Linked DNA regions of Homo sapiens: region 2 is linked to region 1. Evidence: chromatin loops called from intact Hi-C (ENCODE). Cell type or tissue: endothelial cell of umbilical vein. All regions are shown on one strand. Each heading gives the region's core, and the rest is flanking DNA. Links, peaks and the distances in the headings are about the cores only.

What was found. Peaks named below come from ENCODE experiments on the same cell type or tissue, not always from the same donor. Only the 100,000 strongest peaks of a DNase experiment are listed, where the experiment ranks them.
Region 2: it touches region 1 in a loop (21-fold over the local background); 5 of 110 quality-filtered maps call a loop at or near these places.

Annotation. Positions count from the first base shown.
Region 1 is chrX:34,347,305-34,353,430 of GRCh38, forward strand. No RefSeq gene overlaps it. Among named protein-coding and RNA genes, the nearest start is that of FAM47A, 220 kb to the left of the region's middle. In endothelial cell of umbilical vein, for the core only: no CTCF peak of the experiment used is centred there; a DNase peak (open chromatin) is centred at 3,407; H3K27ac peaks cover 706 bases.
Region 2 is chrX:34,628,169-34,634,294 of GRCh38, forward strand. TMEM47 (transmembrane protein 47) reads right to left here. Exons shown (of 3, transcript NM_031442.4): 3 at 1-2,323. The coding sequence ends at 2,145. Among named protein-coding and RNA genes, the nearest start is that of TMEM47, 26 kb to the right of the region's middle. In endothelial cell of umbilical vein, for the core only: no CTCF peak of the experiment used is centred there; a DNase peak (open chromatin) is centred at 3,843; H3K27ac peaks cover 771 bases.

The sequences.
Region 1 (6,126 bases), core at 437-5,436:
CAGCCTCCCAAAGTAGCTGAGATTACAGGCACCTGCCACCACGCCCAGCTAATTTTTTTTTGTATTTTGAGTTGAGAAGGAGTTTTGCCATGTTGGCAGGCTGGTCTTGAACTCCTGACCTCAGGTGATCCAACCCCCCTTGGCCTCCCAAAGTGCTGGGATTACAGCAGTGAGCCACCGCACCTGGCCGACTTGAGACTTTTAAAAGCTCACCAAGCTACTCAATTACTGTTTTTCACATTTGAAAAATAAATGAAGCTTTTTCTAACTTTAAAGTTATATGATAATATGGTCATTTTCAGTTTTAACTCTTTAATAAAGATTCCCCATCTAAACTCTTATTTATTTCTAAATTCCTATGAGTAAGTAGATAGTTGATTATTTGAAACTTTCACTGATTGGGTCCTTTCCACTCAAATAAAGCCAACTGATCCACAGAAATATACTTAAACCGTCCAGAAGGCAGATCTAAATGTCTCCCTACAATCATTGTATAATAATATATCTTTAATAAAATTCTCTGTAAAATTGATTACTAGGAGGTCTTAAGTGTTTCACAAGCCTAAATATGTTAATTAAAGAAGTAAAATGTGTGTTTCATTGTTTGGTTTTTATATGTTTTATTTTTATTAAGCTATTTGCTAGAAAAAATATGTTTCTACAAATAGTGTGCACACCATACCGTGCATCAAAAGTGGAAGTTATTTTGGCAAGAACAGAATCCTCATTAGCAGTTAGCACTTCCCAGTAAATTTTCAATAATATTAAAATTAGCTATGGATGCATTTATGATACTGTCTTTGTTCACCTTTTATAACTTAAAGCCACTAGAAATTGTTTTCAAAATATATATATAAATATTCATGAATTACTTTATTAGTATTTTTCATAACTGAAAGATCTGTCTCAAGTCCCACTTGTCTTACCTCTTCAATAATAGGCGATAAGTGATGTATTGTCATTTTTGCAAGCCCAAATGTTTCACATTTGTGAAAGGAAAATTGTGACCAGGAGAATTTGTGATGTGACTTTATATAAAAATATATGTGTGTAAATAACTATGTGTGTGTATATACACACATATATATTCATATATGTACACACATACACATATATGTGCATAAATTCTGTATGTGTGCAAACATATATGTGTGTGTGTTCATACATATATATATCCACCCATCTTTCCACTCACCCATCCATATATCTATTAATTTAGCTTGCTATCTTCCTGTATACAGTATTACTACAATGATAAAATGGGATCAGAGTTTCAAAAAATTTAGAATTCAAAAGATCCTAGCAGGTAACTTGGAGACAAAGAATTTTATTCCCAGAGCTCTAACACTCCAAGAGAGAATCGGTACTAAGAACCCAGTGGGAAAATAATCCACATGTACTGATTCCCAGTTCAATTTCATTCCCCAGCACTACACTGTCTTTGCACAGATATTTGATATAAAGATAGATATATACTGAACCTTAGAAAATAGTGTCAGTAGTAAAACTACTTTATGTGCTGAATACCCTGCTGTCAACAAGATTTTCATTTGAGTTTTGAAATTTACTGATGATTACTGTCAGTCCCACCTCCACCTCCTGTCTCTCCTCCTAGGCATTTTTCAATATGAGGAGGACTTCCTGTCAGATATCAATCAGTTCTTCCAACCAGAATTATCTATTAAAGTATTGTCTTTAAATCAGAGAAAATTGATGTTTATGTCAAAGACAGCTTTGCTGACTCACATACAAAAATTACAAATAGCATTTGACTGCTCTATCCTCAGCTATATGATAACTAGATAAGTGGAATATTCTTTCTACCATAATTTTGTTTTATAGCAAGACACAGGTACTAATTCCATGCAGTACATGCCTAATGTAATGATAAACAGATGATCCCTAGCATAGCTAAACACTTTAAAGAAATTTCTTTCTCAAGTAAGACATTTACCTTTTTTTTTTTTTTTTTTACAATAGAAGAGTTTTGATCTGCCCCTGTCATCCCCAACTGAATTAGTTACATGATTTCCTTTTTTTTTCTTTTTTTTTTTTTTTGAGATGGAGTCTCGCACTGTTGCCCAAGCTGGAGTGCAATGGCGCAATCTTGGCTCACTGCAACCTCCGCCTCCCGGGTTCAGGCGATTCTCCTGCCTCAGCCTCCCAAGTAGCTGGGATTACAGGCGCACAGCACCACACCCAGCTAATTTTTTCTACTTTTAGTAGAGACGGGGTTTCATTCACTATGTTGGCCAGACTGCTCTTGAACTCCTGATCTTGTGATCTGCCTGTCTCGGCCTCCCAAAGGGCTGGGATTACAGCTGTGAGCCACCAAGCCCTGTCGATTTCCATTCTTTATGTTTCCAGCTTATCTATTTCCCAAAGACCAGGTCATATCTGATTACCTTACAGTCTATGAATATATTTTTGTGTGTGTGAAGAGTGGGTCTACAGTAGGAATAAAGTTTGCCTATAGTCATTTTCTATGTTGCTCTAAAATTATTCTAAACTCCTCTAATAAAAACTTACAAAGAAACCAGACAAATGTGCATATGGATATGACTATGAACTAGGAAACATCCAGATGCCTTGGAAAACCCTAAGAGAAGAAGGAATAACTCACGATATGTGGAAATGCAAGTGAGATAGGTGAGCTGGAAAATATATCATCAGTATAAGCCTTAGATTTATTTTGCATAATTGAATAAAATTCTTTAAAAATAAAAAGGTGAGTGTTTTAATTAAACTTGACAAGTGACAATTAAGTTAAACATAATCTTTTGTTTACAATCACTTTGATTGGAGACAGAAGGAAATTAGAAATTAAAGTTTGTTGGCTGGGCACGGTGGCTCACGTCTGTAATCCCAGCACTTTGGGAGGCCAAGGTGGGCGGATCATGAGGTCAAGAGATCGAGACCATCCTGGCCAATGTGGTGAAACCCCGTCTCTACTAAGAATACAAAAAATTAGCCGGGTGCAGTGGCATGCACCTGTAATCCCAGTTACTCAGGAGGCTGAGGCAGGAGAATCATTTGAACCTGGGAGGCAGAGGTTGCAGTGAGCTGAGATCGTGCCACTGCACTCCAGCCTGGTGACAGAGTGAGACTCTGTCTCAAAAAAAGTAAAAAATAAAAATAAATAAAAAATAAAAATAAAAAAAGTTTGTTAGAAGCCATACTGTGATTAGCAACATCTATATGAAGATACACCCTCCAAAAATGTCTCCTGTTTATTGTTTCTTTGTTAGAAGAGCTCTTGATTTTAAAAACGACGCTACAGAGAATATAATTATTTTTCAATCATATGTTCCCCAGTCAACAATTTTGCAGAAATAAAACATACTTGTATCTCTAAACTCAAGATAATTTTCATAACACAATGGTTGGGGAAAATCTTGATTACATTCCAACAACATTTGGTAAGACTTCCGAATCTTGTGTAAATATTTTGAAAAGCCTGCAATGTGTCTTAGAAAGGAATGTGAAACTCTGATATTACTGGGGTTGAGAGAAGTCATGTTACTGCAAACAAAGGATTTTTGTTAACATTAAATTTGTTAATAGATTGTTAGGTGATTGGGAAATGTTGTTTTAAAATATATACACAGAAACATAATAGGTTTTTAAAACATTTGTTTTATTCCATTTCAGGATATTTGTTGGGGTTGTTGGCAAAACATTAACTAACATTTTACAAGATAAAATAGTAAGAAATAGCTTCTTGGTTAATATGTTAAATATACTTTATATTTCAGAACTATTTTAGGTTCACAGCAAAATTGATAGACAGTATAGAGTTTTCCCATATGTCCCCTGCTCCCACACATGCATAGCCTCCCCTATTTGGTACATTTGATACAATTGATGAACTCACATTGACACATTAGTATAAACAATATGACTCCATAGTCCAGATGCCATAGTTTACATTATGGTTTACTTTTGGTGTTGTCAACAATATGGGTTTGGACAAATGTATAATAACATGAAGCCACTGTGAAAGAAAAATTTGAGACAAATTTAGCTGCATTTAACTGAGCAAAGAATAATTCCAGAATTGGACAGCCCTCAGAACCAGTAAAGATTCAGAAAGCTCCACTGAGCAATGTGGGCAGGCAGTATGAAAGAGAAGGGGAGAGAAGGGGAGGGAAGGGAAGGGGAGGGGAGGGGAGGGAAGGGAAGGGGAGGGAAGGGGAGGAGAGGAGAGGGTGAAAGAGATGTACAGAGAATTTGATTGATTTTAGCTGGGTATTTGCCTTACATGTACACAGCCTGATCAATTGACCACCTGTGATTGGCTGAAGCTCAGCTGCTGTCATTGGCTGAGACTCAGCTATTTGTTACAAGAATATATTCTTAAGATAGGTTGAAGTATGTTTACATACTAAGTTAGGGTGTAGTTTGCTATGTAGGGATTCAAAGTATGAAGTCAGCTTTAGGCCAAACTTAGTTTAACGGCATCATTATAGTATCATACACAGTAGTTTCACCGCCCTAAGCACATCTGTGTTCCTCAATTTCCTGGTTAATATTTTGATACAAATTGTCTTATGATCATGAATGGATTCCTAATGTTAAACAGGAGATACTTTTACAAATAATATTTTGTTTACTTTGTTTTACAAAAATATCATCTTATCTTTACCACAACACATTAATTTAGTTATTATTACCATTTGCAAATAAGGGAACTGAGGCTAAGAGAGGTTAAATAACTTGCGCATGGTCACATAGCTCATGAGTGGAGGAGATCAGAATCCAATTCAATAGCTCCGAAAGTTTTAAATATGTAGGAGTACTAAGTTCAACCAATCAAATATTTATTAAGTTTCTACTGTATGTAACATTTGCTATTAGGCATTATGGAGGGCAAAGAAAAATACCTGGGGTCAGGTGCAGTGGCTCACATCTGTAATCCCAGTGCTTTGGGAGGTTAACGGCGGAGGATCTCTTGAGGCCAGGAGTTTGAGACCAGCCTAGGCTACATATGGAGAGTCTAAATCTACAAAAATAATTAAAAAATTAGCCAACCTTGGTGGCACATGCCTGTAGTCCTTGCTACTCAGGAGGCTGAGGTGGAAGCATCATTTGAGACCAGGAGTTTGAGGCTGCAGTGAGCTATGTTCATGTTAATGCACTCCAGCCTGGGTAATGGAGTGTTTTTGCATTACTGGAGTTTCCCATCAAGTAGAAGGAAAGTGCATACATTTCTTTATTATAAAGATCTAAAAGGAGATTTAAAAGTTAGGAAGATGAAAAATGGCAAGTACTTATGCAAACAGGAGTTTTATAGGCCATCTTGATGAAAACTATATTTAATATAGGACTTGAAGAATATAGATCTTGCATAGGAATTTGATATGAGCTAGGGCATAAAGGGTAGGACATTGCAACCACAGCCTACAATGGGAACAAAGGCCTGGAAGCAATGGTGTCATATCAGGGAGATGTAGGCATGCATATCCTCAGAAGCACCTTCCTTTTTTCTTTCCTTCTTTTCTTCCTCTCTTCCCCCATTTATTTATCTACCCAGAACGTGTTTATTTAATATCCACTATGTTTCAGGAACTGAATAGTAAAACACAGATTGATCCATTCTTAGTATACACACATTTTTTTTTTATTGGAGGAAGGGGTAGAGATCTGTGATAGAGCATAGCAAGCAAAATTTTATTTTAGATGAGCTGGTCAGGAAGGTCTCTCCATGGAAATGACGTTTAAGCTGAGACGTGAACGATGAAAATGCAGTAATATTGGGAGAATCAGAATGACATTAGGAAGGACTTGCACATTTTCTTTTATTCTATATACAATAAGCTTTCAAAGATGTTTGAAGAGTCTGATGGTTAATATTGAGTGTCAACTTGATTGGATTGAAGGATGCAAAGTATTGTTCCTGAGTGTGTTTGTGAGAGTGTTGCCAACAGAGATTCACATTTGGGTCAGTGGATTGGAAGAGGCACACCCACCGTCAGCCTGGGTGGGCACCATCTAATCAGCTACAAGTGTGGCTAGGATAAAATCAGGCAGAAGAATGTGGAAGGACTAGATTGGCTGTCTCCCAACCTTCTTCTTTCTCCCGTGCTGAATGCTTCCTGCCGTCGAACATCGGACTACAAGTTCTTC
Region 2 (6,126 bases), core at 812-5,811, 280 kb after region 1:
AAAGTACTATTCTTTCATTATTCAGGAATAAAGAGATCTCAGAACAGAGAATGTTTAGTTGCTGAAATCCCTATCCAAATATCATATTTCTCATGCTGCTCTGACAATATGCAATTAACTGCAAGACACTCTGCCCCAGATTTTACTATTTCTCAAAAAATTGCTTCAAAAGACTCTATAATACTATCTTTCTGGAGAATTTCCACTCATAATTTCTAATGATTCTTTATAGAATCATATATTTTTATAAAGGTTTCTGTCTGTGATGTATTTATTCGCTTTTGTCTATCATTGCTAAAGTAAGACTAAACCTGGTACTTCATATTCGTGATTTTATAGAAAATTCATGTGTGTTTTCTAGCATTTGGATAATAAAATAGGTTTTTTTTTTTTGGCTGTTGTTTTTGGCAACCATTCTTAAGACAAGCTGAAAGAAGAACTGTGTTTTGGGAGGTAAAACAAATTATTAAATACTATCGATGTGGTCCTGCTCTTAACAGATTTTGCAATACAGTAACATATAGCTACTTTTAAAGTAATTTTTCTAATGCTTCTTTCTGCAAGAGGGCCAAAACCAGAACATACTGTTTTAGTGTCTTTGTTAACAAAAATAATTATTTATAACTTTTATATTAGAACTGTATATTTGATATAAAAATATGTTTATAATTAAGCTATCCAAATTTGTATATTAAACAGAATTAACACAAGTTTGCAGCATGAGATTAGTTGCAAACTTATTCCCTATTATTAATACTTCCTTCCATTGAACAGTCAGTAAGTAATTCCCTTAACATAAATCCATCCTAAGTGTGTGCACAAATCGGTTAGCCCATCAGTTAACTTCAGAGGACCAGGTGATAACCAGATGAATTCTACTCCTCTACTGAGACATTTAGATATTTATATAAATCTATCGCTATTCCTTTCTTAAAAAAATGAAGACATTTAAAATACTTGCAAAAAATAGCAGCCTTCTATTTTAATGAATTTTACACAAAATGATCATCCTAATTGCTACTCTCTTTTCAACTACAGTGCTTACAGAGAATCATTAATTTTCAGATTAACACCATTTCAATTTTTATTCTTAGGCAACTCTATTGACACTTTCCAGTGAAACAGTAAAGAACATAGAGCAAAAGCTTTAAGGTACCATACTTTTGTATGGTAAATAAGTATGAATACCAATCTAAGCCTCTTAACAATGTGTACAAGGTTAGTGCTCAAACCACTTCACTAGAGTAAATATTAATTTTACGTGTGATAGGCAAATGTATGTGGAGGGTTAGGGAACAACTTATTACCATTTATACTAATGGTTCACCTTCTATAAAAACAGTGAAGCTTGTTACATACGCACACTTGTTTGCTGCAATGTTTGGCAAATGATTTAAAGGGTACAAAAGCAACTCATGCAGATTTCTTTCTGTTTGCCCCAGGAAAAACAGAGATCCTCAATTTTTCCCCAGTCTAGATAGGGCTGAGGCACCAATTTCTAACCACATAATGAGAAGCACATGTCTCCAAGTCTTGACTCTCTTCCCAGGGAGACGCTGATTGCCAAAGCATAACCTCCCATTAAAAAGAGTGTTCCTGAAGGTGGAATGTGTATCATTAACCAGTTACATTCACAACTCCCATTAGATGCTGAAGGGCAGTTCATTTTTCAAGGGCTCACTCAAGCAAATAACCAACAGCCAATGTAGTCATTGGGTAGGATAAGCAGGCGGTAAGGGCTCTAACAGTGGAATCCTTGTCAGCGCAAAGGAACTTCTAAATGTTGCTTATGCCAACTGCTCCCCTGCAGGCAATAGGAGATTGAGGCAAATCTCATTCCAACTAGTTTCTCACAATGGTTGCTGTCATATAGACCCTTCATTTGTCAAGAAAAACGATATGAACATATTGGAAGTTTGCAGCATTTGCCTATGTCTAATCAGCTCTCTTAATTTGTGCAGATTTCTAAAATGGATGTAAAAGCTGGTTATGATGTTGACAGCCAAAAGGCAAAAAAGATTAAATCAACTGAGCAAACTGCTTGATGCTCCACAAGTGTTTTAGAAAATAGTAAGTTAGAAAAGATGCAGACGTAATCCTTTTGTTGGATGGTGGTGGTTGTTTTTACTTTGAGACTATTGGTTCTAGTAGTAGTCTTCATAGTTCTTAGGGTTCAGGCAATAAAGGATGGCACCCCCAAACGAAAATATAGTTGCACCCCAGGCCAGGCCATAACCCCAGTTGAACTCATGGTAAATTTTCAAGCTCACAGTTTCAATGAACTTGATTGGGTAAAGGACCAGGCTGCAAACCTGTAAAACAACTGAAAGAAAAGCAAATCAAAATTAGAAAATGTTATTTGCAGCAAATAAAATAATATAAATATGTAACTATATATGTATGAGAGTAACTTTGTAATCAAATATACATAAAAGCCAAAAATTTTAAAGATGGCTTGTTCTAGATGGTATACTTTAAAATACTAATAATTTTTTTGTTTAAATACCTTTTCCCAATATATAAGAATTATCCTATTAATTAGTAAATCATTATTAGTATAGATAAAATAATTAGTGCAATATAATAATTTATATGAGCATACAAAGTAGTGATTTTCACCTTAAAAATATAATTATCATTATTATTATGGCAAGTAGTACTAGTTAAACTAAATTGTGCCACTAATAAACCGTATAAGTAGCTCCTCAAGAATAGTGACCCCAGCCAGGTGCGGTGGCTCACGCCTGTAAATCCAGCACTTTGGGAGGCCCAGGCAGGTGGATCATGAGGTCAGGAGTTCGAGACCAGTCTGACCAACATGGTGAAACCCCGTATCTACTAAAAATACAAAAATTAGCCCAGTGTGGTGGTGTGCACCTGTAATCCCAGCTACTCAGGAGGCTAAGGCTGGAAAATCGCTTGAACCAGGGAGGGGGAGGTTGCAGTGAGCTGAGATCATGCCACTGCACTCCAGCCTGGGCGACAGAGCCAGACTCTGTCTCAAAAAAAAAAAAAAAAAAAAAAAAAAAAAAAAGAATAGTGACCCCAATGCCAACTGAAACTCTTGTTATTTATTTATGCTATTAAGGAATTAGGAAATTCAAATTAATTTCTACTGATGCAACTGGTCATCCTGTGAGTGATAATGTGCTTTTGATGTTGTTGCTGCTTTGCAATACTAACTCAGCCCAATATGCCAGAAAGTCTCACCATGATGTCTTTGCTTACATTACTCTGATCCAAAGCTACTTTCATTATTTTCTTCTCATCCACTCTATGCCTCTTGTCTTTAAAAAGTGGCTTAAAAGTTATTAACAGATGATATTTTCATATCTGTTTTCCACCTACTTTCAAAAAAGAATTAAGTCGATAAAGGCAAGAGAGATAATGGTACAGGAAAACCTAGGCCAATTATGGCTACTGTAACAGAGGTCAAAACTTAGCTCTTAGTCCCTGGTTAGATCCTACTTCTGTCAGGGCCAAAGGGGAAATATGATTAGTCATACCGAATAAAATAAACCAAAATAATCAGGAAGGGAATGTTTATTTTGTTTTTGTTTTGTTTTGTGTTGTTTCTACTATCTAAAATAAAATGAAATTTATGTTGTGGATATGCACAAGACATAATGTCTTCCACTTAAAATTCTTAACTTCCTATTAGATCAATTATTATGTAATTTTATTTTAATTAGTTTAACTACAATTAGTTAACTACAGCTTCATTCTCTACCATAGGACAGCTTCCACCCTCAAGAAATAGACAATCTTTTTCCCTAAAAAATACAGAGTACAGTTATATTTAACAGGGGTTGGCAAACTACCAAATCTGGTCTGCTTTTTGTTTTTGAAAAAGTTTTACTGGAACACAGCCACACTCATTCATTTACGTATTTTCTATGCAACAATGGCAGAGTTGAGAAGCTGCAAAAGAAACCACACAGCTCACAAAGCCAAAAGTATTTACTTTCTTGCCCTTAACAAAAAAAGTTTGCTAACCTCTGATATATGAAATAATTTTAGGGGGTAAAATAATTTTTGTTTAATTCATCTGAAAAGAACAAAAATGTGAATAATTAAAGAAAAGGAGGGAACAAACTGACATAGTAAAACTATATACATAAATAGTTTTGATATCGCTTATATGTTTTAAAAAAGAACACTAGGATGGATAGAGTGTTTAATTAAAATGGAATTTTATGTTTTAAAATGTACTCTCATCTATTTTTAGCCCATGTAAAAGATTATTACCAGTATGATGAAGATTCCTAGAAAGTCTACATAACAGTCATCTTTCTCTCCCATAAAACTGATGAAATACAGCAAATTCATGAGGAAATGATTCCTCAAAATTTCTTTCTATAAGGCTCTGGCTAGGTGTCAAAGGACCGACCTAGAACTAGATATAAAAACACCCAACATTTCTGCCGTGTAGCACAACACTGCTGAGTCAGCACTTTGCCTACCATTACTACTGAGAGTGGATACACAAGTAAGTTTGTATAAGAGGATACCCTACTGATATCCAAAATAGAAATCAGACCTTCTCAGAAAAGGTTTTGGTTGTTGTTAGGACTCAGCTGACGGCATATTGTATGACCCACACTTCATCTATTTCCAGTTAGTAAGTGCTAAAATGTGCATTAATTTTAAAAAAAGCCCAGTTGGCTCTTTGCCTTTGTGAGGAAAAGGGAGCTTTCATGTTTTAAATGTCTTAAAACTAACAAGAAGTCAATTACTATCAACCATAACTACAGAGAAGAAAATTCCAAAGTTGCCAAGTACATTTGAAAAAAAAAAGGCACTTCTCCTTAGGTTTCTATACTCTGTTCACTCGTCAAATCTGTACTGATCCTACCAGGATATGACTGAAACAAGAATGTGGGTTAGGTATAGTAATTCATTTACTCATTCAATAAATGCATCCATTCAATAAATATCTGAATGTTTCTAAAGCGATACAGTTTAAGGCATTATGCTATCAAAAGAGACAAAGCTGCTACTCTCATGGGTAGTCAGTCCATTAGTAAACAAATATAGAATATAATGTCACATATTGCTAAGAGACAAGAAATGCAAGAAAGCAGACAGAACACAGGGATGAGGGCTGCTCTTTTAGATCAATCGTGAGAGAAGGCTGCTCTGAGGAGGAGATATTGAGCACAGATCTGAATGAATTGGGGGTGCAGAACAACATAGTGGGGACTGAGCATTCCCACGTGAAAGGCATAGGCACTGCAAAACTCCCATCACAGGAGCATATCTGGTGCACTGGAACAGAAGTCAGAAGGCTGTGATTGCAGTACAGAGAGCAGGAAGGGAGAAGCATGAGATATGATGGAAGAAACAGCAGGGGCCCTTCGTGGTTCATGGACAGCCTGTGAACCATATCTGGGGTCTAGATTTTATTCTACGTGTGACAGGCAGCTGGTAGAAGAGTTTGAGCAGAGAAGTAATAACTAATCTGAATTACTCTAAAATGATTACACTGCTTCTTTTGTGAACTGACTAGTCCCTGGAGTGAGGTGTTTACCTACGCTGCTTTTAATATTCATTTCAACGTGTTTTATTTAGCAAATATTTGGCCTCCATGGTATAATATAATGATATAATTTCCCTCTAGTGGAAAAATGGAAATACAACTCCATTAGGCCCTACTGGCATACTCTCCCGAACAACTTTCTTAGACTTTTATTGTGTTGGAGCTCAATAAAAATTACTGTAAAACACTTCATGCCTCTGAATTATTCGACTCCCTTTGGAATCACAGAGAAAAATGAATGTAATAGCAAAACTGAGAAAAATATAATTCTGCATTTGTAAATAATTTTCTCCATGTAATAAAATTCACAGATGTAGGTAAAAATGCCTCCTTGCCTTTCATAGATGCTGTAGAGGGAAGAAAAAAAAAACATAAAGAGTTCAGAAGTCAGGAAAATGCCATTATACTATATTTCTATTTTACTACCAATCAATGAAACAAAATAGGCATTGGATATGGTATTCTCTATGCTCTTCCTCAAAGATAACATAGGTACAGCTCTGGAACATTTTAGAATCTTAAGAGATTTGGGGTTCATTTTATGCCCCCTGCACTTTTTTGAAAACAGGCAATGAAACTACTAACCA